Linked DNA regions of Mus musculus: regions 2, 3, 4, 5 and 6 are each linked to region 1. The links are chromatin loops, found by intact Hi-C in ENCODE. Cell type or tissue: heart. All regions are shown on one strand. Region 1 holds the start of Cask (calcium/calmodulin-dependent serine protein kinase (MAGUK family)). Region 2 overlaps Cask (calcium/calmodulin-dependent serine protein kinase (MAGUK family)). Region 3 overlaps Cask (calcium/calmodulin-dependent serine protein kinase (MAGUK family)). Region 4 overlaps Cask (calcium/calmodulin-dependent serine protein kinase (MAGUK family)). Region 5 overlaps 2010308F09Rik (RIKEN cDNA 2010308F09 gene). Region 6 overlaps Cask (calcium/calmodulin-dependent serine protein kinase (MAGUK family)).

Region 1 (5,000 bases):
TTCCTTTAACTAAAACAGAATTAAATTATTGATAGCTAACCATTTGTATTTAGAATAAAATATTGGCTTTTTGGAAGAAAATTAGGAAATAAATAACTTCATCGAAAAGGTTTGGTTATTTTCATCCTGGAAGCAGAGAGTAATTTCCACTTGCCATTAGTCCATGATACAAACTCTAGGAGCTGTGGGTTGCTGAGAGCCTTTGTGTAACTGATAGATCACCCTAGGAGCTAGGAGATATAAGTCCTAGCTGGAGGGAACTTTTTAAAAACTTGGTGGTGATTAGAAGATCTTGAATCATTTAAGCAAGGACTGACTAGGAAGTGTCAAGAGCTGATAAGATTAGGCCAACCTCTGTGTGTGTGTGGGGGGGGGGTTGTGTATTGGTTAGTTTAATGAATCCACCTCTCCAACAAAGATTAAGCATAATCCCACAGCAAACCTAGAACAACTGCTATCAGATAGTGGAGGTGTGGCGTAGCTCTTGGTATGGCAATCCACCTATAAACCCCCCACTGCTGGAGATAAGGAAATTGGACCACTTAGCCACTAAGACTCTTCAGCTCGAAACCAGCGCTCCATGTACAGAGACCATGCTTAGCCTTGCCCTTATTTTTTTTTCCACCTGCGTTTCCTTTTCTGCTTAATAATCATCCGTTTGTACTTTTGAGAGAAATTCTCCACGAAAGATAAACTCCAAAATGAAGTAGACAAACCTTAGCATAGCTCATGTTTTGGCAGGAGAAAGAAAGTTAGGCTGGCAAGGTGACGTGGGGTTCAGAGGAGAGTGGATGATTCCGAATTCATTGGGTGACAGGTAGACATGATAGGTTGGGGTAAGCGACTTGGAACTGTTGGGCCCCCAAAGAAGACAAAGTGTTTTGGGCTCTGAAGCCCATTCTTTAGAGAAAACACAAAATCTTTGGGAAAGGAGGAAAACCTATTTGTGCAATTATATTTCCCCTGATTTGCAAGAAAGAAATGAAAAGGAAAGAAGGTTTAGCTCCCAAATATTTAGCAAGCAAATCAGCCAGGCTCTCGAGGGAGTGATTAAGGGTTTGTACAGATCGTTTTGTTTTTTGTTTTGTTTTGTTTTGTTTAAAGGAAATGGGCTTTATCTTCACCCTGCCCCCTGCACTTTGGTAAATACTAGTTTAAAAAATACCGCGCTGAGAATTTTAACAGATGATTTCTGGAGAGCTGACTTATGAACTAATTGGACACTTCTGCTATGAGGAGGAACAAAGACTTCTTTTTTTATTGGTCTTCAACTAAGGCATATACCTGTCTGGTGGCGTTGGCTCATTCTGCACATGCTCAGTTGAACAGAAATCTTCATATTGCATACAACCTAGCACAGCGGCAACACCCACAGCCTTACTCCGCGGCTGACCCTGTGCGTCCATTCCTTCTAGTGACATTTTTTTATGCTAAGAACTCCAACACTTATAGGGAGTGAACAAAGCAGATGCTGGTGCTGAGGAACAATATTCAATGGATTTAAAGTCTCTTTACGACACTCTTTTCCTGGTCCGTCTCTAGGTTTTGTCTAGCAGCAATAGAAACTGCATAGATATTGGTTAGTTTGGAGCGGGTGGCAGGCGAAGCTGTTTCGCTAGTTCACTGTTCTTGTTGTACACCTTCCTCTGCAGTTTTTGTTCCGTCCTTTCCTTGGACAATTCTCCCCCTCCCCCAGCCCTCATCTTCATTAAGGAATGGCAAGGTGGCACTAAAAGCATCCACCGCCGCCAAACACGGTCTTGAGTGACAATCTTTCTCCACCTCCTTTCAGGCTTTTTCATTCATTAGAACCTTTTCTCTGCGTTTCCCCCCTCCCCCAGCAAAAACCTGGGGAACGGCTTTCTGAGATTACGAAAGAAGAGGGAAAGCTGCCAGAGTGCTGAGCACGCCGTCTAAGAACGTGCAGACTGCTATGGACCTTTTGTCCCTCGCCCCTCTTCTCCACTTGGTCGCAGCTTGGGAGTAGAGGCGACGACCTCCACCAGCCCCACCTCAGCAGCTGCAACCCGCAACCCGGGCAGCTCCGCTAGCCGACCCCCAGCGCCCTCTAGATTCCCCGCGCCCGCCGGTTCTTCGTGACGTTGCGGGCGCTGCGCGCAGGCGCCACTGGGAGCGCTTTTTTTTTTTCCCCCTCCCTTCCTCCGCCTCCTTCCGCGGTCCACGCCTCCCAACGGGCTGGAGGGGCGGGGCCTGCGGGTCTCGCTGCCGTGCGGGCCGAAAGGGAGGAGGGTTAGTCCGCGCCAGGCGGGTGCTCGGGCTCGGGAGCCTGGCGGCTGCTGAGGCTGAGGGGAGGAGCTGAAGGCAGCGGTCGCGGCTCCCGCCCGCACTGAACGCTCATCCCGCGAAGCCCCCTCCCACACTCGGGAGGGCGGCGGCGGCGGGAGGAGGAGGAGAAGGAGGAGGGAGCGTCTCTGCCGCCGCCTCCTGGTCCCCAGCGCGGATCAGCCGCCACCACCTCCCTTCGCGACGATCCTCCCTCCATGGTGCTGCCGCGGCCCCCCCTGTAGCCCGAGCTGCCCCGCGCCGCGCCGGAGCCGGTCTCGGGCAGAGGGAGCGGTCGCGGCCTCGCGGCCCGCGCGGGCTGACGAGCGGAGAGTGCGGCGCTTCGCGGTCCCCGAGGGTCCGCACGCCCCGGCAGCGCGGTCGCCAGCCACCGCGCGAGGAGCAGCGGGCGGGCGGGCGGCGCCGGGCCCGGGCCGCCCTCGCTCCCACGCCCCGGCCCCGCCGCCCGCGCCGGGGCGGCAGCCGGCAGAGGAAAGGCGCTGCAGTCTCCGGGCCTCACGGCCCCAGTCGAGCTTCCTCAGCACCGAGGGCTTGCGGGTCCTGAGTGGAGGACACGAGCCCGGAGCCGGGCACTGAGCTCTTGGGCGCCCCCAACCCAGTTTTCAGAACCCTCCACGCTGCGGCCGCTGTCCCCTTCGGACCATGGCCGACGACGACGTGCTGTTCGAGGATGTGTACGAGCTATGCGAGGTGATCGGCAAGTGAGTCTCCACGCGAGGGAGCGGGAGTGTGGAAAAATGCTTTTCAGCGATGCCCGGGGCCTCCCGCACCCGTTCCGGGCCTGCCCCCTGCCCTCTCTCCCTCCCCTCTGCCTCCCTCGTTCTCTTCACCCTGGAGAATTTTTAGACGTGTACCTGGGTTTCCTGCCAGGAATGGGTCTGGGGGCTTCTTAGTAATGCGTGGAGGCCACCGAGCCCCGGTCGGCCACCCCATAAGGCGTGGGGCGGGCTCCCTGCATTTTATCTGACGGTTACACAGGGACGTGGCAGGACCGATTTTGTAGTTGCTTCCTGGGAACAGTTGGGGTTTTTGTTACCTTTCCTGTACCATAGACCTTTCACGAAAAGAGCAGCCTGCATTTCATGAGCTTGTGTGGAGAGAGCGAGAGAGCGCGTCCGGGGTTTTTAATTGTGGGGTGTGTGTCTATTGTGCCAGGATATTAGACAGATGCCTTTGTGTTCACCCCATGCCCGGATTTAAGAGGGTCATTGAAGACGGATGCGTCCAGTTTCAGCAAATTCTTCACCTGCCATAGACAAACATAGAAAGAGTTGGGGGCACCCAAATTTTTAATGCCTCGTTATGCAATGACTGTACAATCAGTGCTCGAGGCTCCCTTCCACTGTTGTTGGGATGGTGGTTAGCGTGGTAGAGCCGTCTGCTTTGAGTCACCGGGCTGGTCTAGAATATAGAACTGACAGTCCAAATGCTCATCCTTTCATCTGTGTTGTATAATTACACTAGGGAAAAGCAGGGAATCAGATTAATCACAGTCCTGATTGAGAATTAAATCTGCAGTTCCTCATCTAATTGTCCAGTCCTGAAATCTGTTTTGAATTGTTTCCTTTTCATTCTTGTCAAACAGTATTCCAAGTGCACAATCCTGCTAATTTGCTTGTGAGGGAAATGCTGGCAATCTGAAGTTGATTTCCTAGTTCAGCGTGTATTCTCTGGCTTTGGAAGTTGAGATCAGATTTAAGAGCGATTTTTGCTTATTTAATAGGGCTCGTTAGATGGCTAGTATTAGAATATTTTACTTCGTTTTGGAAGCGGTGCTTTATTGTCTATTTTAAGGTCCGCAGTTGGGAAATGAAACCAAGACAGCATTTGGCTCTAGCTCTTTTAAGTTGTCTGCACTATACTCAGTTTCAATTTTTTGAGTACGGGTAACTGATTTTTTTTCCTCCATGTTGAGATATTACAATACGGCTCACATGGTGAAATTGTGGGTAGAGCTTGCTACACTCTTTTCTTAGACCCAAATGCTCCTTGCCCCATTGTTCAGTGACCAGCCTATCTGTTAAGAGGAGGATGTCCAAATGTGTCTGGTACAGTCTTTGTGGATGTGCTCAGAGCAGCGCTGTTCAAAAGCTATTTAATGAGAGCCACGTGTAATTTGTCATTTTCTAGTAGGCACTTTAGAAAGATTTCAAACAAAAAGGTGCAATTTTCGTAAAATATTTATGTAATACATTATATATAATTAGTGATTTCAGCATGAAAAAATTTTGCCATACTGTATATCTTTTCCTACTAAACCATTGAAATGCAATGTATATTTTACACTAACAGAACATCTCAATTTTGACGCTAAGCTAATTTTTTACCAGAAGTATTTGATCTGTATTTAGGTTTCATAAAATTTGCATGTGCAAAAAAAAAAATAGATTCACATATTCAAGTTGTTCCAAACGTACATAAAAGTTTTCCACTAACTGAATTTACTATTTCTAAATTTTAATCAAGTAAGCAGAATGCAAAATGCCTCAGTTCAATTAGTCATATTTCAAGTGCTTAATATCCACAGCCTACTGCCACAATTTTAGAGAGAAAAAAATTCAAAAATCTCCTTCATTTCTTCATTGTTGTGAGGACACAAAAAAGAGAAATTCGATGTTTCTCAAAAACCACACAAATGGCTATGAGAGTGAGGGATACTTGTTGTATCTTAGTTGTAGCTGTTGTGAGCCTGAAGT
Region 2 (5,000 bases), 89 kb after region 1:
AAGATGATACAAGAATGTGGTTATGCAGAATAACTGGGATGTAACATATATTTATATAAGGTAATGACATTAATAAGAAGACAAACTACACACTAAATACCAAGCTCTTTGCTAAGAGAATGCTTTATCGTTATCTCCTTAGTTCTCCCAGCAACTGGGCTTCTTGTGTCCAGTTGACAAAGAGGAAAGTGGAGCTTTCAAATGGAAATAACTTACCTAGCTATAAGTCCAGAATGGGAACACAGTTTAATGTGAGATGCCACTCAAAAACTCGCTAGTCTTAATTAAATCATCATGCTATAGAATACAAAATTAGGATATAGATGGCAAAAATAAAAAACAAATATTCAAATAATTATAATATGTAATTTTCTGTAAGGCAATACAAATTTAAAATTTATTGAATCATCTAATGTTTTTCAATTACATAAAATCGGTACTTATGAGCATGAGATGAGTAAAAGATTTCTACCAAATGAAAACTAAGTGGGTTTATATTAAAATATTTCTGACATGGGGCCAGTGAGATAGCTCCACAGGTAAAGGCACTTGTCACCAAGCATAATGATTAAAATAATAATAATTACCGTTATTTAATAACATTAGTACTATTATTTAGAAAAATGATATAATCTATTTTAATGTAAAGACATATTTTGAGTGAAAATGCAACTATTAGACAATCCATACACATAAATGTGACATTTCAAAACTAAAAGTCCAAGTGGTGTGGTAAATAATAAGAAAAATGATCCACAAGCAGTTTCTTTTCCAGTCTTCATTTGTCTAAAAAGTCGGAAATTTTTGGTATTGAAGAAAATATACAGATCCCATCTTTGCATGGGAAAGATAAAAATCTCTGGCTGTCTTTATCCTGCCATACCAAGTACATCTAAAAAAATTTTTATATATATTATTATGTGCATTGGTGTTTTGTTTTGTTTTGCCTTTGTGAATGTGTGTGAGGGTGTCAGATCCTCTGAAACTGTAGCTATATATAGTTGTGAGCTGCCATTTGGGTACTGGGAATTGAACCTAGGTCCTCCGGTAGAGCCGCTAGTGCTCTTAACTGCTGAGCCATCTCTCCAGCCCATACCAAATACATTTTTAAACTCAAGACTGTTAGTTTAATGTTTGAGTGAGGTCTTGGTTCTTACTCCATCCCAAAGCAGTAAGTAGCAGATGTTCTCAATTGAAGAAGATAAATATGACAACAGTGAAGAATTTGTCTCCGAATCAGAGACTAAAATAAGGATATATTGTGCTCTGCAATTAGACACTAAAATCCAGTCTAGCACTGTTCATTAAAATGGAATTTTTAATAGTTTTGTAATCAAAAGATAATTTATTTTAGGCAGATTGTTTTCATATGCCTTTTAGCATGGTTTTTAAGAATATTATAAGGAAACAGATGATGATTGCCTTTTGAACTGTAAAACACTTCTCAGTTTTGGTAAATGGTTTAGGTTCACCAAAAAACCTGTAAGGACACATCTTCAGTGGTAGACTAGCATTGAAGACAACATGACATTCTTCTGTAAGAAACTAGTTAGATCTGAGTACAAAGCTAGTTTGGTGTGATCAAAATAGACACAATAGATTTCAACATACATCTGTTATATGTTAGATCACAACATACATCTGCTGTATGTGGTTAGCTGAGAAAAATCAGGAAAGAAAGTGTACTTGCAGTTGTTGCTTTCATAATATATTTTTAAATGTTTGATCTTGAAACAAGGAAAAATTCTAAGGCCATTCTCTTTCTGTTTGTAACCACTTTAATATCTATAGTTTCAGGAATTCAAAGAATTTGCTGAATACTTTTTATCATTTTAATTAGTTACCCCCAAGGTGCATAGTCCCTTCTAGAGATAGAGGCTAAACAGCAAGTATTTGAACAGGCAAAGTTTAATATTATGAATTATTGCCCTCTGTAGTATGGGCTAGTAAGAATTCTAGAACTCTGACAAATAAATATAGGACTTGCAAGCATAAGGACTAGCCACTATTCTCAGGGCTGAAGTGGAAGCCTCAGGCAGACGTTTGGCCAATCTCCCAGTACCACTGAAATTCAAGCCTTGTTGGAGACAGCATGTGGTAGCTAACTGGACCACAGGTTTGCTGAGATATCCTGCTGGTAGAAAACAATGGGAATCTGCCTTCCAGAGTTTAACAGCCACCATCCTTAGGGATTAGGTCACCTCTGAATGTGCAGAAAACGGACTAAAGATGTGCCTGAGGAAGCTGGTCGCAGACAGAGTACTCTACTGGCTGTACTCTGCTGCAAAGCCACCTCAAGAGGGTTCTCAGAAGTTGCTTATGGACAGGTGCCACATGCTGAGCACTGAAAATAAATTATACACATAGGGGATCCTTAAGAGAAAAGCACTGGAACCAGAGAGCAAAATGCCTCTGCTTTAGTGTTCCTCCAATGCCCTCTGTTGGCAAACCTTAATGTTGGGTCAGCTGTAAAAGCATTGAGTTCAGCTTCAGTAGTGCAGAGCAGTAAATAACCTGCAGAAGTGCAGAGCCTGGATTCATGAGTAGTGTAGGGGCAGGAAGCTTTTCTGGATATAGTGGTGGTTTTGTTGTATTGTGTTTTTTTGATACAAAATCTCATTCTGAAGCTCAGGTTGGCCTTAAACTCACTTCCACCTTGCCCTCCAGAGTGTGGGGGTTACAGGTATATGCAACCATGCTTAGCTGAATATAGTGAGGGTTTTTATTATTAGCTTCTAAGATAGCATACAAATTACTGGGTTTCATTATGATGCTTTCTTGTATAATTTGTTATTCACTCCCTCTTTGCTGCCCTACCCTATCCCCTTGCCTCCCTCTCGATAGTCTCCTCTCCCAGGAGACTTTTCTTCTTAACATTTGGTCCCATTACCTTACTTTTTTCTGGTTTTGCCTCCCCCCTTAAGATTTTTTCCCCTGTGAGCCCTTTCTAGTTTCATGACCTGCACCCACACAGATGGGATAGCTTAATGCCATATTGTATCTTAGCTACCCCATCTGTAATACTTGGCAGTGTTTTCATTTTATTTTGCTTTCTTTTCCTTATTTCCCTTAAATGATTAATAACTAAATAGCATAGCATATCCACATTAGAATTGTTAGTATTGATGATTATCAATCTGGGAAAATTCAGTTTTTGAAGTAAAATTTTACCAAAAACATTATGCATATAAATAAAATAAACCCATGATTTGATTCAGAATATTGTGTTAGTCCATATTGTGCATTTAGACTTGTTATAGTAGGGTTTCATAAATATTGCCTAGAGAGTTTCTGTAAAATAATATAAATGACCAGGTGAGTTTGGATGAAAATTCTATTGGCCTATATATTAAAGTAAAAGCCATAATTTCTTTCTGAAAAAAAAAAAGGACTTTAAAGAAGAGTATGAAGAATTAGGTATGATCCAATGGATTCCTTTAATAGTGTGTCACATAAATGCCAACCAACATATTGCAGAGTAGTAAACTAATAATGTGTCCTGGAGAGCAGTTTATTCTTTCTGTAATAACAGGAGGCTTATTCCTTTGCTGTCTTTCTCCATTCCCTCTTATCAACACCTAAGTTGGAACGTTAAGTTTACCCATTGCTGGACCATTGCAGAACTCTTTCTATAGGCTGTTCTCCAGTCACAACCCACCTCTAATTTTTTTCTACCAATTACCTACAATTTTTTCTTTCTTAATTACTACTTTCTTCATTTCCCCAAGTCTTCAGAACATGTCATTAATAGTGGATTTCTCTGTATTACTCTATTGCTTTGAGATTGAATTAAAACACTGATATTAAATTATCTGATGTTTGCATTTCCAGGACATTCATGTTTTATGTCATTTCCCCACAGGAATGCTTTGCTAGATTGACTTAATAGATCTTTATTTTTTTCTTCTTATGTTAGATAAATTCAACCTACCATAAAGGAAGCCATAAGGCAGCAAAGGTAGATTCATCTAGAATCAAAATTTTACACAATTATTGTTACAGTGTGTGAAGGGTAAGTGATGTTCACTAACCCCTAAAAGATGTTCATATCCAAATCCTACAATTCAAGATTATGCCATATTACCTTATATGGCAAAATGAAGTTGTAAATGTGGTTAAAGATCTTGAGATGGGAGATTATCCTGGATTATTTGTGTGGGCTCAAACTAATGACAATGGTTTGATAAAAAGGCAGGTTGAGTAAGATTTAACTTACAGGAGAAGATAGTGTGACAAATTAGAGATTGGGATGCTCCAGCTGGTATCTCAAGAATGTTGGCAGCCTGTACAAGTCTAAAGAGACAAGAAACAAGATTCTCTCCTCCTTAGACCCTCCCAAGGAACCAACCTTGCCAACACCTTGATCTTAGTTTACTAGGACTCATTGGAGATGCTTACCTCTAAAACTATTACATAATTATGTTATGTTGTTTAAAGCCATAGAGTTTGAAGTGACTTACTGCCAATGCAACAGGAAACTATTGCATTTTAATAGGCACTTGCTCAACTGTAGCATAGAAGGGAAAGTGAGAACTTCTCTTAAAAGAGTCAGTGAATTAATAAATGGACTTGTTGGGGGTAGGTCACTGAAGGTGGGAGAAAGGATGTATAGAGGTGCAGAGTGGTGAATTAGTTGACTTAGTGTGCAAGTAGTTGGTGCTATTGGAGAGATGGTAGCTAGCTTATGAATGCTGTGTCTGTGATGCTAAGAAGTTTGAGTTTATTTTTTATCACTGAGGAAACATTGGTAGACTTAAAGCAGGGAAGTCGCACAATTGGGTCTATATTTAAGACCAATTAGACAGTGTTACAAAGAGAGTTATTTAAAGAGAGAGCCAGCAAGCAAGGAAGGTGCAGTGGCCCTCATGAGAAATAGGAGACTTTGGATGGAGGAAAGGAGTTGCACACGACGTCTCAAGCAGTGCGATGTGGTACCTTTCAAGAGACAATCCTGAGAAATGCTCATTTGTTTGCTTCATAGGATTAGTTGCATAGTGATA
Region 3 (5,000 bases), 110 kb after region 1:
TTTTTGTTTCTGTTGTACATAATATTGTTCAGATATTATTTGTAAACCTACTAATGAGTATATCGCAATGTTTAAAATATTTAGATAGCTGGTTGTAAAATGTAAGCAAATAGTATGATAACAAAGACCAGTAAATTGGCCTGACAAACAAACTACCTGTCATGCGAGACTAAGTACTTAAGTTTGAAATGCAGAATCCACATAAAGGAAAAGAGATATTCAACTGCACAAAGGTGTCCTCTAACACAAGACACACAAACACACACACACAATTTATAAAAGATGTTCGCCAATGGATTGATTATACTTTTTTGAGATGCTTTTCTATCCCTATAAATTCAGAATGTCTGCCTTCCTTTATGTATGCTGTCCTTTCGAAAGCTCAACATCCATTTATTGGCTGTATTACTCCTAGCATTTTCTTTTTGCTTCTTAGGTCTTTGAGTTTTGAGACATAGACTCACTGTGTATTTTGGGCTGGCCTTTGTATCTTATGGCCTTGAATCCAGCTTCAGCCCTCCAGGTGCTGGTGCTGCTACTACAGGATTAAAGGCTTAGACTACCACACCTGGCACTCTTGCTTTTGTTTTGTTTTCTGATATCACTTCTCTCCACATTTTGCAGTATTTATTATTTTTTATTAAGCCCCACCTTATAAAAATCTGAGCTTTTCCTCAAAGTCCTATGTAGTAGGTCCGTGGGGATGTAGTCCAGAATTACAAATACCTATAACCATTTGTCAAATAACTGGGCAGATATGGTGGACATTGTTTTTCTATTTCTGTGTTAGGTCTGACACAGTCTCTTCACACTACTTCAGGATCCTAACTCTGGTTTTTCATTTTTAACTTTGCCACCTCTTCTTTATCTTGGTCATATCTTGGTTTCCTTTTCTTTGTTCTCCAAACTTGGCTGTAAAGGCTGTCTGTGGCTTTGTTTGCCTCCTCCTGGCCCTCCTGGCCAGGACCTGTTATGATAATCACTCTTGAGCTGTGCATATGATTCCCTCTTTTCCTTCCACCTATACCTTTCTTGACATGCTCTCTTGGTTTCCTGCTCTCTTTTCTCTCAAGAGTAACTTTGGTCACAAAATATAGTGTCCCACCTTCCTAAGGAAGGACATTTAATAAGGTCTCTATATGCCGCCTCAGACGTCATAAATTACAGCATGGTTAAATAGCTAGAAACAAAAGATGAACACAGTTTGAGATTGTGTTCATTGCATCGACAATCCAGCACTTAACACACTACTCAAAGCATATCCTACAGGGAAAGCTTCTAAGAAAATAAATACTATATGAGATGTAGCTTCACAAAGCTCTTTAAAAAAAAATTCAGGAAATTGATTCCATGTGCATGAAGTCAGCGTTTTCTCTCAGCAGGCACTGCAACTAATGACATTAATGAGACCCATGCCATATTAAAAAGAGAGAAAGAGAATAAAACAGACAAAACTGATAATTTAAGAGGAAATTATTTCCAGTGGTCTGTTTGAACATTGTAATTAACCAAGAAATAAAATGAGAAAAAGGACCTTTTTAATTGTGGTTTTTAGCACTCCATTAAGAATGGCTCAAACTCTACGTGAATTGGGACAATATAAAATGAGTACTTATGTTTAAGTGGGAGAGCCATCCGTACTCAATATAGAGGTGTGGATTTATTTCAGAATATCTTAGACTTAAGTGAGTATTGGCATTGTTTTTGGTAATGCTTTTAAAATCTCTAGTATTTTGACAAGAGGTTTTAAATAAATGTTATACAGGAAAACAAACACAAAACTTTTCTAACATAGCTTCCACAATAAATAAAAATAAATAAGTAAAAAAAAATTTGTTTTTACACCTTTTTAGCCCCATTATAGTATATCAGTTTGCTAACCTTGAAAACAAAGCTTTATAATTTGTAACATATAAAATAATATTCCCCTAAGCAGGCAGTTTTATCCAAGATTCCTGGTATTACATTACTAAATGTAGTGAGTGAAATACTTCTTAGGTAGGTTCATTCACAGCTGTGCTCTCCTTTTCTATCCTTTATGCCTCCTCTGGTTTACTTTTATGTTGCTACGTGATAAAATATTCTGACCAAAAGCAACTTGGGGAGGAAAGGGTTTATTTCAATTTTCTCTGAGAAAAGAACTATACCCACATCCCTCCACATAGATTATAATATCAACTCACACTACCTCAGCAATGACACAAAAGGAATTTCTGTCGTAGTTCATTCCCCCTCAGCACTCCGTTATTGGAGACAACCTCTTTAAGCATTATCACTGTTCCTTTTGTACCTAACACCATATACTATCTCTTGACTTTATAATTCTAAATATCAATTATCACCACACTGCTTCATACGTTGCCTCTCTTTTCCTTCTTGCTTCTCCTTATTTTCCTTTGTTGATTTATTTCTCTTTAATTTATACTTATCTTTTTCCCCTTCATCCCATCTTCCTACAACCTGATCCTTCCCTGTCCCCACCTGCCCGCAGTCCATGCCATATATTTTTCTATGTCCCCATTTCTAATTATTAATACTTGGGTTGTTGCTATAATGTGATTTTATATAATTATTTATTACTCCTGTTGTAAATGCTTGGCTTAGTTCATGTTGGGATGTTTGTGTCTTTTTTATTTATCCATAGGCTGGCCCTTGAACTGTGTGACTTCTCTCAGTACGTACATTATTTTTCATGATAGCAGAGGGATCCTTGGTTGCTGTATCTTGCTTTTCTTGATTGTCATTAAAGGAATTCTCATTTTCTTATGTGCTAGTGTCCCTATTTTCTAGGTTTCCTGTATTTCTTATTTTTCATTTTGTTTTGTTTTTACTTAGTAGACTCTCTAGTAACTTCCTGAGAAAAGATATTTTTTGGTTTTTTGTTTGTTTGTTTGTTTTAAACTTTACATATGTAAACATGTATTTATTTAATTCTATGCTTTGAACAGTAATGTAGCTAGGTATATGATTCTTGGTCAGATGTAATCTCTCAGGGTTTTGAAAAAATATAGAAGGTATATAAAAGTTTATGCATTGCAATTAGCTTCTTTATATCAAACCTACCAGTTGTGTGACATGTGTATATCATATAACATCTCTGCCTGTTTCTTCATCTAAAAATCAGGTATAGCATTTTACCATTCTGTAGAATTGCTGAGAGGATTTAATGAGAGATATATCTCACTAGGACAATACCTGCTCCCTTGCTCTCCTTTGAAAGCTTTAGTGATATTCTGTTTGCTCCAGTAACCCTTCAGATTTTTTTCAGTGATATGTTGTATTATGGGCTCTTATAAAAATCATGCTTGGAACTCTTTTTATATCTAGAAACCCATTGTCTTTGGTTCCGAGCAGAAAATTCTTAGATAACTACATATCTCTAATTTCTCTGTTCTGCCTTTCTGGTTTCTGCTATTTAAATAACATGGCATATATAATTAGCCACCATCGCTAACCTTTTGCCTCCCTGATCCTATCTCTTGTTACTTTGTCCTAGCTTTACTTTTTCAACTTGGCCTTCTAACCCTTCTGTTTGGATCTTTGCTCAAATTTATCATTTCCAGAGGTGGTATTCACTGACTGTTTTGTTTAAGTTAGTATTGTACAGTTTCCTAGCATTTTTACCTACTGTGTTAGGTAAAATCGCTCTGACAACGTATCTGAGGGGAAAACTGGAAAGCAAGAATGCCAAAGGGTTTAGCTCATCATGGCAGGCAGGGTGTCAGTAATTTACATTATTATTGTAGGAGGCAGACACAAGTGACTGCTTATACTACAGAGCTTTCCCCCATTCCTTCTTTGCTCTACTTAGGAGTCTAACCTATAGGAGGAGGATCCTTTCTCCATAGTTAATTCCTGGAAATACCTGAGGAGGAATAACTAGAAATATGCTTTACTAATCTAAATGCTTTTCAGACCAACCAAGCTAACTATCAAAATCAATAATCACAAGTCTACTCTCAACAACCAGGCACCCAAATATGTCTCCTTAAGCTATAATATTTTACCCTTTCCCCTTCCTTCCCTCTTCCCCAAACCTCATATCTAATTCATATTGCAAAATGCACGTATTCTATCTTCCAGAGTCCTCTAAGTCTTAACAGACAAAACCTGTTCAGAAATCCAATTTCCAAATCTGAGACAATGCAAACACTTAGCTGTGAGCCTCTAGGAAATCAAGAAGACATTAGCTATTCCCAAGCTCCCACAATTCTTGTATTCTGCATTCTTGAAAACACGGAATCCCATGAACTATGCCAAAGTGTACCACAGTTCTAATAGGAACCAGGATCCTTTGGGCTATGGCTGCAGTGGCCTCAGAATGCCTGAATTACTGAGTAAAGGCAAGAGGCAGATTCTCTGTCAGCTGTATGTAAGCAGAGAGATCTAACCTTTATTAGATTACTCATTATTTTAAAAAAGAAACTTTCCACTTTTGAGGCTCCAATGGTGGCCTAATTCTTGAGATTCTTTCAAGAGATCTTTCCTGTTGTTCCAAGTCAAAGTGTTTGGCTTCCTCTTAATAACCCTGATCTCTTCAGCGCTCCAAGTTTCCTTGGCACCAACTTTACACATTTATTTCTTTTCTGAGCAAACTGCAAGTTTTTCAGACATTTTTGTTCCTCTTTTTGTTCACTGTTTCATTATGAACTTGGCTAAAAGCAGTCAGCAGTGTCCATTCTTCATCTGAATGCTGGATTGCCCAGAGACTTCCTCCACCACATTAGTCTACCGCTTTTATAATCAGCTTCAGACCAGATATCTAGGCAGGTTTTGGTCAGACTGTAATTCCATGGCCTCTAGTAATGTCCCTACAGAGTCCTCATTTCCACGTAAAACTTTATGAAGTCTTTACTCTCTATACTCCTAACAGCATTCTCAGCTCAGCTCCCACTACAACCACTAAGTTCTGTTTATAGAATTCTGGAGTTTCTAGAGCCCACATCTCCAGACTTCCATATTCCTTCCATGGCCCAGTTCCAAAGACTTCTAAACCACAT
Region 4 (5,000 bases), 130 kb after region 1:
ATCAGTTGATTCATCCTAACTTTAGCTGTGGGAACAGTGCCTTTTTGTGTAAACCATACTATTTCTTATTATATTCCACATAAATTCTGTGAAATGTCTCTAAGTGCTATATTTTATTCTTATCTGGCTTAAGGAAAAGTAAGATAAAGGTAAAATTCAAAACAATAAATTGAGTTACTTATCAGCAGATCAAGGAGAAGTTATCAATTTGGAGGCTGAAACTTGACTGGAAGAGTTTGTGGGAATATACATGCACTTATTTTACTTTGGGACAAGCTGATTCTGTGCACAAAGGAATGAGAACCTTTATTAGTAAAAGCTTCCTCCCATATCTGGATGGAAGCTGACAAAGATGGAATGTTGTATTGCCATAGATGTGAAAGGGTGAGAAGATAAGCTTAGTTTAAATGGGGGATTTCATCTTTTTAGACAGAGAAGTCTTCATGTTACCATAGATCACATCCATCCATTCATTCATCCTTCACTCTAATTGTCTCTTGTTCCTACCTAATGAAGTGTGCTGTGTGTTTGTTTTGCAGATCTAAAGCGGGAAGCCAGTATCTGTCATATGCTGAAGCATCCACACATTGTAGAGCTGTTGGAGACATATAGCTCAGATGGGATGCTTTACATGGTTTTTGAATTGTGAGTGGACATTTTATTTCTCGAGTAAAGTTTTAAGTGATATTGGTTGCAGAAAATCTTAACACCTTTTTCTTCAAGTTTAGCAACAGTTGTGGACTCATCTGATTCAAGAGACCTGGAGTCACAGGTAAAAAACAAGGACTTTCTCATTTAAGGACAAATGGCAAAGGCAACAAAAGCTGGCCATACCAAGTACGCTTACATTGTCAGTACTCTTCAGAGAAGAGGCTCTAAAATGACCTAGAGTCTCCCAAAATCTTGAGTTTGGATCTTAGTGAAGAAGAGGAAGATGAAAGTAGAGGATTCCACATAGAAAGTCTCTCTGGCAACTCAAAATGTATAATAACACACATAACTTTCTCTTTTTATGTAATCATATTGCCATAAAAGGAAACTTCTCCACTAACAGTGTCTTGATTTCAATATGCTACTTCACTTTGACAGTCACATAAGTTTGTTTAAGATGGAGCAGTGTGAGCCAAGCACAACTAAATAATCTATAGATGCTTGGATAAATGTTCAAAGAGATTATGTAAAGCTTTATGGGATATCATTATTCAATATTTTGTCTTTAATCTCTTTCTATTTAAAATTAACCCATGACTTTGATTAGGAAAATAGAAAAAGGAAGATAACCAGCTTCACTATTCAAGATATCAAAATAAGATGATGTATTCATGTATTCATTGTCTATTGCTTCATAATACATTACTCTAAACTTTAGTGACTTTTAAGCAATATCCATGTATTACCTCACTCTCTGAGCATCAGGAATGAAGTTCAACTTAGATAAGTCTTCTGGCTCTAGATCACTCACAAGATGCTAAGTTAAGGGCCAGAGCATCTTAAGACTCTACTGAGGGTGGATGTGCTTCCAATTTCATTCACATGGCTGCTAGCAATCATGTAATGAGTGAGGACCTCAGTTCCCAAGAGCCATTGGCCAGAGGCATTCCTTTGTCCCTTGTCATTGGACCTCTTCATAAATTAGGATGGCTACTAGCTTTGACAGAGCAAGCAACAAAAATAGACATCAACCTTAGAACCTAATTCCAAAAGTTGCACAACATCTCTTCTGGCATATTGTATTATCTAGAAATGAGTCATTGGATCAAGCTCACATACCAAGACCTACATAGCAAGAAGTGGGAACCTCAGGGAGGCATTTTACAAGTTGCACCCTATAGAAGGCTCACTAATACTTTACCTATCTATGTAGAAGTTTGAATCTAAAGAACTGAAACAAAGAAACTCAAATTGAAGAAAAGTTCAGCTACATAAGTGACTTTTTACTGGGAAAGATGTAAATGTTTTGATTAGTTGTTTGCAATAGCTTAGAAATCCTAAATAGAATCTTAGGCCACATTAATTAGAAAGTATATAGAATTCAAAACAAAGCCACACTCCCACCCTTACACACTACTTTTTCACCCTGGAGTATTCATGGTTAGCAATACACCGCAGTGTTTATAGAAAAGGATCACCAGAACAAAAACACGCGGAAAGTCCATTAGGGTAGAGTCACCGTCTTCTAGCATGCTAGAATTTTGAGCTGGGTCTGCTATAAGTTGATATATAAAAACTTCTATTATGGAGCTAGAGAGATGACTTAGAGGTTAAAAGCACTGGCTGCTCTTGGAGAGGACCTGGGTTAGATTCCTGGCACCCACGTGGCAGCTCACAACTATTTGTAACTCCAATTGCAAGAGATCCCTTGCCCTCTTCTGGCCTCTGTAGGCACCAGACATGTATGTGGTACATAGACATATATACAAGAAAAATACCTATGTATAAAATAAAATCTAAAATAAAAATTAAATCTTTTATTGTAAGAAAATTTCTTTCAACACTTTGAATGTTCTTTTAGCTATATTTCCTTCACATTTAAGGAAGTATGTACTATGTGATCTACCTAGCAAAGGAAATCCTATGTCATAGAGCCAGTCAGACTTGATTTCTGTCAAAGAAAAAAGTCTAACTTTTTTTAAAATAAAATTAAAACATTAATAGACATCCCAATGACATTCGTCTAAGTGTTGATTTTAAATTCTAAAATAGTCCAAGCTCTCTTATGAACACATTATCTAGCTATGAGGTGCGAGCTCCTTTCATTCCTCAGGGCTAGGCTTTGCTTCTAGGCTACTTCTAGGGGCTTTGCATTCCCTGACTGTCTGTGAAGATAGGCAGACTTTAGAGGATAGGGGAGAGAACTTGCTCTTTTGAGAAGGCAGACTGTAAATCCAGAAATATGAAAGGAAAAGTAACACCATAGAATTTGTTTTCAGGCAGACTAGGTTATGGTAAGGGAGGAAATGGAAATTAATTGCTTTAAAACATCCTAGTTCTGGAGCCCAGCAGGATGGCTTCACTGGGTAAAAGCTCTGGCCGTGCTGCCCAGTTCTGATGACCTGAGTTAAATCCCCACCACATAATAGCCTGGCAGCTGTCAAGCAAGCTAGCCTGAAGTAGAGTATATCAGAAACAAGGGAGACCCTGCCTCCACAAAGTAGAAAGTGAGAAGCAACTCTTGGAAGTTGTCCTCTGACTTCCACATGCATAGTGTGGTGCTCAGGATAATAATAGGTAATTTTTTTAAAAAAAAAAATCTAGTTCAGATGTCCCTTGGAAAGGCTTTTGAGTACTTCTAGACATACTTAAATCCCAAATGAAGTGCTGTGGCATGGAAGAGCTCTTAAACACATTGAAGTTGGGCTGAAGAGATGGCTCAGAGGTTAAGAGCACTGGCTACTCTTCCAGAGGTCTTGAGTTCAGTTCTCAGCAACCCCACCTACAGTGTATTCATATAAATACAAATAAATACACCTTAAAAATATCATTGGAATCATAGATGCCCATAAATGTATTGATTTTCATATTCTAAGATACCTATATAGGGAAAACATAATCAGTATCTGCAGTTATTTGAAAAACTGTGATCTGTAAGAATATGTGCTTGTTCACTGTGGCATTAGAGGCCACCACTAGAATCAACAAGAGACAAATTTCACCTTTAAGTAAGAAAGGTTCTCTAATGATAAGATTTAGTCCAGGAATGAAGCCACTGTCAATTTTTAAATTCACATTACATCCCAATTGCAGCCCCCTCCCACCTCTCCTCCCTGTCCTGCTCTTACAAATCCTTCACCCCATCAACCCCTCCCTTCACAGGGCACACACTTGCCTCCTTGCACTCAAAAGGATCTGTAGCCATCCAAAATGGCTGAAGGTAGAGGGCCTTACTTTGAGACTAGAGAGGATCTCTAACTTCTCACTCAATTTTAAGATGATTCTTTTAAAATCACTTTTCTGGTTTAATTTTATTCTTCCCTCAAGAACTCTGTTTCTATCCATATTTTTATTCTGAGGGAACTAAAAGCAGATTTAATCATATATCTTAAAATGACAAGCAAAGAAAGCAACATGTTAAAATTTACCTAAATTTTGATCCCCATTCTGCTTGTATCAGGGCCCTAAAATAACACTAGTAGAGAGAAGATGGTCTTTGTTGTCATAAAATCTAGGATTTGGGCTTCTTAGTATTGATGCAGTCCTTATGAGATTTTTGTGGCTGATTTTATATACTGTTGTGATTAAAACAATCCAATGACTGAAGATGACATCTCATTAAAGATTAACATTTATCAATAGCCTAATCCTAATCTTAGCCTAAATTAATAGAATGTAGCTATTCTCTTTTTTTCACCTTCTGTTTTGGGAATTTTCAAATGAAAGGGAGACTAATATAACGAAAGTCAGCACTGAGCTCTAGCAGTTATGAAAACATTTGTCATTCTCTGTTCAAACTATCCTTTCCTGTTATCATTTGCCACTGTAGATTGCTACAGCAGTTTCATTTCACCAGAAACACTCCTGTTTTAAATGATAACACTATTATCATGCCTAACAAAATCACCAATAATTTCTCAATATCATATCTTATTAACTTGACATTCAGTTTTTCCTAATTGAACATGAATCTTAAATGACAGCTATCTAAATTTAGAACTTTTTTATGAGCTCTAGGGATCTGAAAGTAGATTATAAATTCACAGCTAAATTAACAGTGATTTCTTCTTAAAAGGCCAGAACCAAAATAGAAATATCAAACTCTTCTTCTCTACCATTATTTTATAAATCTATCTTCACAGCTATCTTTGCTCAGTTTCTCTACCTCTTGATCTTTTGGATTCAAAGGATCAAACCAGAAAGAGGTTACTCTAAAACTACTCTAAACTGTGATCCTATGTATGGCTCACAGAGCAATGCTGGTACACTTGTGTATGCCTCCACCTACTGGCCCAGAAAGAGAATGCATCTACAGCTGCAGTGTGGATTAAGCTATTCCAGAATCCGGT
Region 5 (5,000 bases), 600 kb after region 1:
CTCGAGAACTTGGGGAGCAGGAAGTACAAGGTGGAGAAATTGACAGGAAGCCACACCCACTTCCTGCTGGATGATACCAAATCCAAGTGGATGTGAGCTAGAGAGGGGAGAGATAGGAAGATTCTCTTGGACAGGCTGTTCTAATTATGGAAGGGGGCTGTGTTGGTGACTTTCGGGGCCCTATCAGAGTTTTCATGGGGTTACTGGGTGTAGCTAGCAGCACCTGGCTTCCATCCCCAGAACCACAAAATACAGTACTGCTGACCAAACTGAAAAGGCACGCTATCTGTTGGAATATTTATTGAGGAATGGGGTTTACTTATCCAATGTAGAAGCCAAGATTCCTCAGAGAAACACAGGCAGTAAAAGTTATGTACATGTTAGTTGGCTCATACATATAACACTGCAGGCTGACAAGTCCCCAGATTTGCACTGTGCTTTGTGGGAGAGTCAGTGACATAGTGCTAACCCAAGTCCAAAGGTTTGAGCTACAGGAGAGTTAGTGTCCTGGTTCCAGCCTCAGTCCAAAGGTCTGAGACCTACAAGAGCAAATAGTGTGATACCAGTCCAAATGACAGCAAACTGGAGACCTAGGGAGAGCTGATGCTTCAGTGTGAGTCTGAAATCAGGAGCAAAATAAGACAAATATACTCCTCCCAGCTCAAAGACAGGAAGAAGGAATTGCTTTTAAGGGTATAGGGCATGTCAGCTTTTTTTACTGTAATGAAGCTCTCAATTGATTGGATGAGGTCTTCCCACATTGAGAAAGCCAATTTGCTTAATTTAACTTTTTTGGGGGGCGGGGTTTCAAGACAGAGTTTCCCTGTGTATCCCTGGCTGTCCTGGAACTCGCTCGGTAGACCAGGCTGGCCTCGAACTCAGAAATCCACCCGCCTCTGCCTCCCGAGTGCTGGAATTAAAGGTGTGTGCTACCACTGCCTAGCAATTGCTTAATTTAAATCTATTAATTTAAATGTTAATATTATCAAAAGATGCCTTCAGAGAAACACTTAAGATAATGTTTGGCCAAATATTTGGGTACTCTATGGCTCAGACAAGTTTACACAAAATTATTATATCCAGTTTAAGGCCACTGAGTAGATTTTATTTTTTTTAATAACAGGTTTTCTCTCTCTGTGTGTGTGTGTGAGAGAGAGAGAGAGAGAGAGAGAGAGAGAGAGGGAGACAGAGAAAATATGTGTGTATGAGACTGTGTGTGAGAGAGAGAAACAGAGACAGAGAGAGAAAGAGCGACAGAGACAGAAAATGTGTGTGTATGAGACGGTGTGTGTGTCTGTGTGTCTGTTTGTGTTTGTGTGTGTGTGTGTGTGTGTGAGAGAGAGAGAGAGAGAGAGAGAGAGAGAGAGAGAGAGCAAGTAAGGCATCCAGGATAATTTACAGAAGTCAGTTGGTTCTCTCCTTCCACCATGTGAGTCCTGAGAATCAAAGTGAAGCAGTTGAGCTTGGCAGCAAATAACACCTTTACAGGCTGAGCCATCTCACCGTCTCACCGTCCCAACTGAATGGACTTGAATGGGAACAGTGTCTTCATTATTTACCGGTCAGACATAAACAGCATCCGGATCCGGTTACATCCTTAAAAACTAGCACTCTTACTCTTGCCCACCTTGCCCCTACCCTTCACTCTGTGGGCAGCCTTCTGTCTTCCTCCTTTTTAGTGGCGCGTTTTTAATAAGGCTAGCATAGAACTCAAACTCTCCTTTCTCGGTGTTAGGATTACAAGTGTGCGCCACCACACCCAGCTTCGTCTTCTGTTTTACTTAGTGCCTTCCTGGTTCTCTGTATGAGGCTCTGCCCTCTAATCTACAGGCAACCCTAGAGCAATGTCCCCATAGTCCTAACCTTAATGACTCCGGATGGCCGTGGAGTCAGCTCCAGCAGCACTCTCTCCCACTGGCTGAGAGTGGCCATACCCTTTCCTAAAACAGCTCAGAGATTACTTTAACATTCAAGCAGCAATCCATCAGAGAGATCCCAGTCTGCATTCTAGTGGCTTAGCTGGCATGTGACAACCCAAGGAAACTAACTAGGTCATGTTTTTCGTTTTCCTACACAGCTTAAACCAAGATTCCAAAAGGCTTTCTTTGTACCCAGTAGCTCCAGCAGTTGCAAATCCTCTCCAGGAGTTCCTTCAAGCCAGAATCTTTTTGGCCTCATCCGTTTCAGGCTGGAGAGAGGAAAGAAATATTTATGAGACTTGGTCTCCGCCTTGGGGAGAAATAAACCCATAATCACTACTGTGTTCTGAGACTTGAGGATCGAGAGGAACAAAGGGCATGAGTGTGCGCATGTGCGCAGCTCCACCCCTGCCCCCAACATTCCCCCAAGGGGGGCACAAATCCCTCCCCCACTGCACAGCCCTGGATCTGAGTTCTGCCTGAGTGACTGAGGGAGGACTCTCAGCAGACTGTTGGAGGCGGGAAAAGCCAGGCAGGGACATGGTTTCTGCGTGTAGACTCAGCCTGATCTCACCAGGAACTCAGGACTAGACCCTGCGTCCCAGCATCTCCTCGACTCCATCTTAAGAGTTTCGGCGTGTTGCCGGCTCCTGAACACAACTTCCTGATATACTTAGGATTTTTGGCTTTATACTTTCAAGGGAGTTCAACCACTTTCTTTCTGATCTTGTTACTGTGTCTCGTTTGCATATGTAGGTTCTAATAGCGCCATCAAAATGAACTGGGCAGGAGAGGCACCCTGGGATACTCTGCCGCGCCGCAGCGGCAGCGGCAGCTGCACAGGAAAAGTGGTGGGTAGCAAAGTCGAGCAAGATCTTAGCTGGAGACAAAGCTGGACAGGATGGTGAGAAGGCTAAAACAAGATCTCACTATATAGGCCAGGCTAGGCTCAAACTCGTGTTCCTCCTGCCTGCCTTTGCGTCTGAGTGCTCGAATTACAGGCATGTACCGCCATGCCTGGCTTGTTACTCCATTTCTTTCTTTTAATTTAAAAAAAAAAAAAAAGCTCGTGTGTCTCTTTTCCTGCGTGATGAGGGAGTGGGTGGGGGAGGGCATGTGGAGATCAAAGAACACAGCTTTGTGCAGTCGGCTTTCTCCTTTATGTCGGTTTCAGGTCGTCGTTTGCACTATGAGAGCTTTATCCACTGAAATATCTGGCTGGCCCTTGATATTCTGTTTCTTAGTGCTGTTATTTTACACCCAGAAGATTGTCCCTTTCATCTAATTTTCCAAATTCGCCAGCAGATTGCTCACAGCGATCGCATGTGCTTTTCCAATGTCTTCTAAGTACCGCTTTCCTCCCCGCGGTGCTGCCTGCCATCCATCTTGTGGTGCTGGGGCTGCGGGGATGACTTCCTGGCCATGCTTTGGAATGCCAGCCTAAATAAGCATATTGTCCCTTTACCGATAAGGTAGGAAGGGTTTACCAGTTACAGGGAGGAAGCCAGGGGTCTCACGGCTTGTAAAGGACATTTAATTTAGTTCTTTCTCCGACAGGAAATATAAGTCTGCAGAAAATACTGCCTGGTTTTGTCATTGCCTGGCTTAAAATGTCCCCCTCGCACTGAATCCAAATTACTTGGCCAGACTCACAGGATCCTAAGGAATTGGCCATCCATAAATCACCGCCCGGTGTGGAACTTAGAGCTAGCAAGAATGCCAGAGGCAAGGGCACTCTGCAAGGGAAGGGTGCCTCCACTGAGCCCAGAAGTGAGACTAAGGCAAGTGAGGTGAGCTGCATGCTAATGTGTAAAGCACAGCTGCAGACACAAACAAGCTGCAGGGCTTTTGAAGTTGTTCTCAACCTGGGGGGGGGGGGGAGACCCCTTTGGAGACCCTTTTATAAGAGTCGTCCAAGAGTATCGGAAAACACAGATGCTTACACTACAATTCATAACGGTAGCAAATTTGCAGTTATGAAGCGGCAACAAAAATAATGTTATACTTCTTGGTCACCACAACGTGAAGAATGTATTGAAGAGTGTCAGCATTAGAAAGGGCAGTTAGACCAGTTCCAGGAGCCAGGAAACATTGGCAAGTGGGGAGGGGAAGATAGGAGAGTGAGTTTTAGGCAACAGAAACTGCTAAGTGGTATGCAAATACGATAGCTCCAAGGCTGGGGGCTAGAAGCACAACAGGATCCTGACTAGATCCTAGAGGCCATTTTCTTAGCGCTGAGACTTGAGAAAAGAGAGGATCTGCCTGCTGGTCCCTCCTGCCTACCAGGAGTTAAATTCATCAGGAATAAACGGGAAATTAGAGAGATTTAACAAAATTAACTGATGGTCTTTCATAGGATACAGTTTTGGGGGCTGAGGACGTAGCGCAGTAGTAACACTGAGGTTTGGTCGGTTTCTATGTATTGTAATGCTAAATACTTCCCTCCCAGGCCCACTTGCTCCAAGGAGAATCTGCACTTTGACCCAAGTGACACTATGTAACCTTACTCCACCACCACCACCACCACCACCACCACCAAGTTATCCCTAATTGGTGAATAAAGATGCCTACAGCCTATAGCTGGGCAGAACTGAGATAGGCGGGGCTTGGGGTCGGAGGGGAACCACAAGGAAGAGGAAGAGGAGGAGGAGGAGGAGGAGGAGAAGGGTTAAGTGAGTTGTAAAGATCAGCCCATCAGAGCCTGGCAAATTATACTTTAGAGATTCTAATAGCTTAAAGGGTAGATATCTGCCCAATGCTAGTGCTGGTTAAGGCTTGCTATAAATATAAAAGGTGTGTGCTTCTTATCTGGGAATTGAATTATCAAAAGTGGGGTAGAAACCCCAATTGAGATTAAGTATTTTCTACAATAGTATAGTTATGCATATTTTCTTTTGTTTTGTGGCGCTACCAATTAGTGAATCAACCCCAGGGCCTCACACACTAACCATACACTACCACTGAGCTATACCCCAGATTCAAGAATGTTGTGTGTGTGTGTGTGTGTGTGTGTGTGTGTGTGTGTGTGTGTGTGTGTGTGTGTAGGGGGGCACTATGACTTCCTATATCTTTCCCCCACCC
Region 6 (5,000 bases), 120 kb after region 1:
ACCATTTACTTTCTCCTATCTGAAATTTGTTTTACTTATCCATATAATCTGCCTCCTAACTCATTATTTTAAGCTTTTAATTTATAATTTGTTTATTAAATTATTAGCTAGCCTTCAAGGGGTAGTAGAGATTGGGGAAAACTGGAGGATGGATTTGATTGAAACATCTTAAATTCTCATACAATAAAGCAAAACTATGAAGAACTTTCAGAAATTGTAGAGGAATATGTGTTTAACCATTGTTTAAATGGAAATACTGGTTCACTTATAAAGTTCAAACATGATCTATTAAACTATATACATTCTATTTTGTTGTGTTATGTGCTCTTTGGTCACCTCCTCCTATAATGCAGTCCTGTGTGGGCATGCAGACCCAGTAGTGACTAACCTTAGTTAATTTGAATAATGCCAAGAAATTGGTAACTCACATCTCATTGGCCATTCCATGCAGATTCTCCTTATTGGTAGTAACAGGGGCTTTATATTGTAGGGAAGAGTATAGTCTGACTTGATGCCCTCTTGGTTCTCTATCAAAATCAAATTGTATAGATATCCCATGGCCAGAGAGCATGACATCTACCAGTATTCACCAGATGGTGTCTGTACTTAGACTAGACCTTTTATACTAGGAAGCTGCAGAAGATGGAAGTTATCAGTCCTGCTACCAAACCACCCCTGAAGCTCTCTCCTAGTTCAGAAAGAGGTGACTACACCCTGTCATCTTCTCCTAAACCTTCAGAGTTTACCTGGAAATGAAGTGAGGAGAACGCTGGAAGTGAAGGTGGAGGACCAGCTGCTCCATTGGCTTTTTCACCTGTTCCCTTTAGGCCTTCCTCAGTATGATATCTGGAGAAGGTGGTTGCCTATTCTACCCTGAAAGGTACTTTTACCTTAAGGAGCAGATCTGAAATCCAGCTGCTGAACCCCCTAAAACAGTTCTTTTTGCTAAACACTGGGGAAGTAAGTACCCCGACCCCCTGTACATTGGCTCTCCATTGTGGAGGCTCCTCATTGTTCTTTCACAGATTCTGTAGATTGTATTGAATAAATGCTTCTCAGTTTGTTGTAAGCCTTTTGATCTGTCTCCAGATGCTTTTTTCTTGGTTCTAACCAGCTAAATACAGTAAGACCTCTGTACCTTCAGGATCTGCATCCAGAGACCCACCCAATCGTGAACTGAAAGTATTTGGACCTACAGCTCCAAAGACCTACAATAGTCATAACACTTTTCATAGCTGTAACACTTCTGGCTAGTATCCCAAAGCTACCAAGAGTTCACATATATTGTTCTTTTTAATGACTTTTATTTTCTTACAGTCTAGTCATTACCCCCTTCTTATCCACCCTCCCACAGTTCCTCATTCCATTCTTCCTTCCTCAATCTCCAAGAGGATGCCCCCCCACACACACAGGCTTCCCCACTCCCTGGGGTTAGTTGCATCTTCTCCCACTGAGGCCAGACCAAGCAGTCCTCTGCTGTATGTGTGTCAGGGGCCTCATATCAGCTGGTGTGTGCTGCCTGGTTGGTGGCTCAGTGTCTGAGAGATCTCTGGGGTCCAGGTTAGTTGAGACTGCTAGTCTTCCTATGGGGTCACCCTCCTCCTCAGCTTCTTCCAGCCTTTTCCTAATTCAACCACAGGGATTCCTGACTTCAGTTCAGTTCAGTTCAGTGTAAGTATCTGCCTCTGTAGGGCCTCTCAGAGGACAATCATGCTAGGCTCCTGTCTCTAAGCACACCATAGCATCAGTAATACTGTCAGGGCTTGAAGCCTCCTCTTGAGATGGATCCCACTTTGAACCAGTCACTGGACTGCCTTTCCTTCAGTCTCTTTTCCATTTTTGTCCCTGCAGTTCTTTTAGACAGGAACAATTCTGGGTTAGAGTTTTTGACTGTGGGGTGGCAACCCCATCCCTCCACTTGATGCCCTGTCTTTCTACTGGAGGTGGGCTCTATGAGTTCCCTCTCACCTCCCAGGTCACTGGTACTTTCTAGAGATTCCCCTCCCCACCCCTCCAGCCTCCCTCCAGTCCCACAAAGACCAGTTTTTCCAGTTTAAAATTGGTTAATCTCATTTAAGGCTGTTAATCCTGTGATAATAAAGTACCTCTCCTGTGTACACACTTGGCTGCCTGCCCACCTCATTCTTGGAAAGGGCAAGATAAGAACCTAGTTGGCAACAAGAGGGTCTTCACCAATCACCTCAATATATATATATATATATATATATATATATTCACACACACACATACATACATACACACACACACATACAGACACACATAGATCTTAGTGATACTGTGCTTCCTTGCAAAGTATATGTGATTTTGAGTTCCCTCTAGTGGAGGAAGGTCAGATGTGCTCTTTTTAAAAACTCAGCTCCTGACTAGTTAACCAATAGTAAACAGATACACATATAAATCCCTTAAATTGATAAATTTTCCCGGGACCTTTGTTCTTAAGTGTTTTTTTTTCCAAGAAAAACCTTAGAGCTATATGATACTATTAAATAGTACAATATATGAACTACTCAAAGGCATAGAAATGCCAAGCATACATTACTTTGCCTAAAGTTGGTGCATTCTGTGGTGGCAGTACCCTGAATTTTCCATTTGCAGTCATGGTAACAAAATGTGGAGGGTAATATTCACACCCTTTTGTTGCATATAGATTGTATGTTTTAACCACTCTGAAAAGTCTAGTCAGTGTGAGTATGCTACTGAGAAGAGATTGCCTCAAAGTTTGGATGATTTTAGCATCATCTTCCATAGAAAGTATGTGATATCAGAGTGCTGGATGGATTGGGAATCAAAAACCTGTGCTCATCTTTCACTTGGGTTATAAATTAGCCATGAGAATTTGAGCATGTCTCTTGTCTACCAAGCCTCATTTTCTTTCTGAGTAAAATGTGAACATAAAGAAGAGTGTTACAATGATGGCTTACAGTAATGTCCATTTTTAGAATTCTCAGAACTTTTATGTGACAATAGACATGGGTGCTGCCTTCCAGCAAGATTGGCAGAATCACCAGCAGCAAGCAAAGTTGGTAAATGCTGAGATCTTAAGGCATGGGGGTGCAAATGTTAGGAGTGCAGTGTTGCTATGTCATCACAGCAGCATATGCCTACCTCTGCTGAAGACTGTTAAAAACAGCTGTGGGGCTGAGTGTCAATGGGATTTAGGTGAATGAGTAACATTCATCGGGGTAAAGAAGCGTGTGAAATGTTAAATGGGGAAGGAACATTTATTGTGATGCATTTCATAAAGATATTTTTACTCAAGTACATCATGTACTTGACCATATTCATCCTCCTATCCCTTCCAGTTTTTCTACCAATCCATCCCACTAGTCCCTTCCTTTTTTATGATTTTATTTTTTTTATCAATTTTTTTTATCAATTTGGATGTTTCAAAAAAGGTGCAGTTTTAGGTTCCCTGACCCCGCTTTTAGGCATCTCGACTAAGGACACTTCCATTGACTCCCGGAGCCTCCCCCAACCCAGGTCTCTCTGGGACTTACTAGAGATGCACCCCAAGCCCACCCCCCCACCCCCACCAGCTGCAGATTTCCATTCATTCTCCTGGGCTTCTGGACCTCTGACTTTCCCCACACCTGATCCTATCCTCCCATTTCCACCCTCCTCCTATCTCCCACCCAGGTCCCTCCCTTCCTCTGTCTCCCATGACTATTATGTCCCCCGTTCTAAGTGAGATTCAAGCTTCCTCATTTGGGCCTTCCTTCTTGTTTAACTTCTTTGTGTCTGTGGGATGTGTCATGGGTATTCTGTATAGTATCCACTTGTCAGTGAGTACATACCATGCATGTCCTTTGGGGTTTGGGTTACCTCCCTAAGGATGATATTTTCTAGTTCTATAATGATGTCCTAATTAGCTGAATAATATTCCACTCTAAACGAACCACATTTTCTGTATCCATTCTTTGGTTGAGGAACATCAGGATTGCTTCCAGTTTCTGGCTATTACAAATAAAACTGTTATGAACATAGTAGAACACATGTCCTTGTGATACGGTAAAACACCTTTTGTATATATGCCCAGGAGAGATATAGCTGAGTCTTCAGATAGAACTATTTCCAATTTTCTGAGGAAGTACCAAACTGGTTTTCAGAGTGGTTGTACCAGTTTGCAATCCCACCAGCAATGGAGGAGTGTTCCTCTTTCTCCACATCCTCAACAGCATGTGCTATCCCTTGCGTTTTTGATCTTAGCCATTCTGATTGGTGTAAGGTAAAATCTCTGGGTCATACTCATTTGCATTCCTTGATGACTAAGGATGCAGGAGCCCCAGTGGAGGTATAAGATCAGCAACCCACCCACAAAACTTTTGACCAAACTTTGTCATGTCTAAAAGAAATGTAGGGATTAAAATGGAGCAGAGACCAAAGGAATGGCCAACCAATAACCAGCCCAACTTGAGACCCATCTCATGGGCAAGCACTAGTCTCTGACACTATTAATGATATTTAGTTATGTTGAGACAGGAGCCTAGCATAACTGTCTTCTGAGAGGTTTCATCCAGATGCTGACTGAAACAGATGCAGAGAACCACAGCCAAACATTAGACTCAGGTCAGAGACCCCTATGGAAGAGTTGGGGGGGGGGAGATCGAAAGCCCTGAAGGGAGTGAGAACCCCACAGGAAGACCAACAGTGTCAACTAACCTGGACCCCTGGGAGCTTCCAGACTCTAAGCCACCAACCAAAGAGCATGGACTAGACTGAGGCTTCCAGCACATTTGTATCAGAGAACTGCTTTTCCTGGCCTCAGAGGGAGAGGATGTACCTAATCCTCCAGAGACTTAATCAGGAGGATACCCAGGGGGCCCCATCCTCTCAGAGGTGAATGGGGTGGAAGGCGGTAGAGGGATTCTGTGAGAATGGGACCAGGAGGGGGCAGCATTTCGGATGTAAATTAAATAATTTTAAAAATAAATAAAAAATTGAAAAGGTGCATTTTAAAGCACATAAGCATGGGTCAGAAG

The links. Peaks named below come from ENCODE experiments on the same cell type or tissue, not always from the same donor. Only the 100,000 strongest peaks of a DNase experiment are listed, where the experiment ranks them.
Region 2: it touches region 1 in a loop (1.9-fold over the local background); 2 of 42 quality-filtered maps call a loop at or near these places.
Region 3: it touches region 1 in a loop (2.5-fold over the local background); 6 of 42 quality-filtered maps call a loop at or near these places.
Region 4: a loop joins it to region 1, with 3 times the contacts of the local background. A loop is called at or near these places in 12 of 42 quality-filtered maps.
Region 5: a loop joins it to region 1, with 4 times the contacts of the local background. A loop is called at or near these places in 2 of 42 quality-filtered maps.
Region 6: it touches region 1 in a loop (2.7-fold over the local background); 14 of 42 quality-filtered maps call a loop at or near these places.

The regions. Positions count from the first base shown.
Region 1 is chrX:13,844,013-13,849,012 of GRCm38, reverse strand. It overlaps Cask (calcium/calmodulin-dependent serine protein kinase (MAGUK family)), which reads left to right and starts at 2,457. Exons shown (of 27, transcript NM_001284503.1): 1 at 2,457-3,005. The coding sequence starts at 2,947. In heart, CTCF peaks have their summits at 2,115 and 2,939; DNase peaks (open chromatin) are centred at 2,242 and 3,242; H3K4me3 peaks cover 3,805 bases; H3K27ac peaks cover 2,180 bases.
Region 2 is chrX:13,754,879-13,759,878 of GRCm38, reverse strand. The region is part of intron 2 of Cask (calcium/calmodulin-dependent serine protein kinase (MAGUK family)); the gene reads left to right. Among named protein-coding and RNA genes, the nearest start is that of Cask, 89 kb to the left of the region's middle. In heart, a CTCF peak has its summit at 2,432 (motif pointing left); no DNase peak of the experiment used is centred here.
Region 3 is chrX:13,734,531-13,739,530 of GRCm38, reverse strand. All of the region lies in intron 2 of Cask (calcium/calmodulin-dependent serine protein kinase (MAGUK family)), which reads left to right. Among named protein-coding and RNA genes, the nearest start is that of Gpr82, 76 kb to the right of the region's middle. In heart, no CTCF peak of the experiment used is centred here; no DNase peak of the experiment used is centred here.
Region 4 is chrX:13,710,311-13,715,310 of GRCm38, reverse strand. It overlaps Cask (calcium/calmodulin-dependent serine protein kinase (MAGUK family)), which reads left to right. Exons shown (of 27, transcript NM_001284503.1): 3 at 540-645. Among named protein-coding and RNA genes, the nearest start is that of Gpr82, 51 kb to the right of the region's middle. In heart, no CTCF peak of the experiment used is centred here; no DNase peak of the experiment used is centred here.
Region 5 is chrX:13,240,271-13,245,270 of GRCm38, reverse strand. All of the region lies in intron 1 of 2010308F09Rik (RIKEN cDNA 2010308F09 gene), which reads left to right. Among named protein-coding and RNA genes, the nearest start is that of 2010308F09Rik, 5.0 kb to the left of the region's middle. RefSeq lists an enhancer at 1,278-4,440. In heart, no CTCF peak of the experiment used is centred here; DNase peaks (open chromatin) are centred at 50 and 2,350; H3K4me3 peaks cover 2,297 bases; H3K27ac peaks cover 3,471 bases; H3K27me3 peaks cover 2,150 bases.
Region 6 is chrX:13,727,364-13,732,363 of GRCm38, reverse strand. All of the region lies in intron 2 of Cask (calcium/calmodulin-dependent serine protein kinase (MAGUK family)), which reads left to right. Among named protein-coding and RNA genes, the nearest start is that of Gpr82, 69 kb to the right of the region's middle. In heart, a CTCF peak has its summit at 2,361 (motif pointing left); no DNase peak of the experiment used is centred here.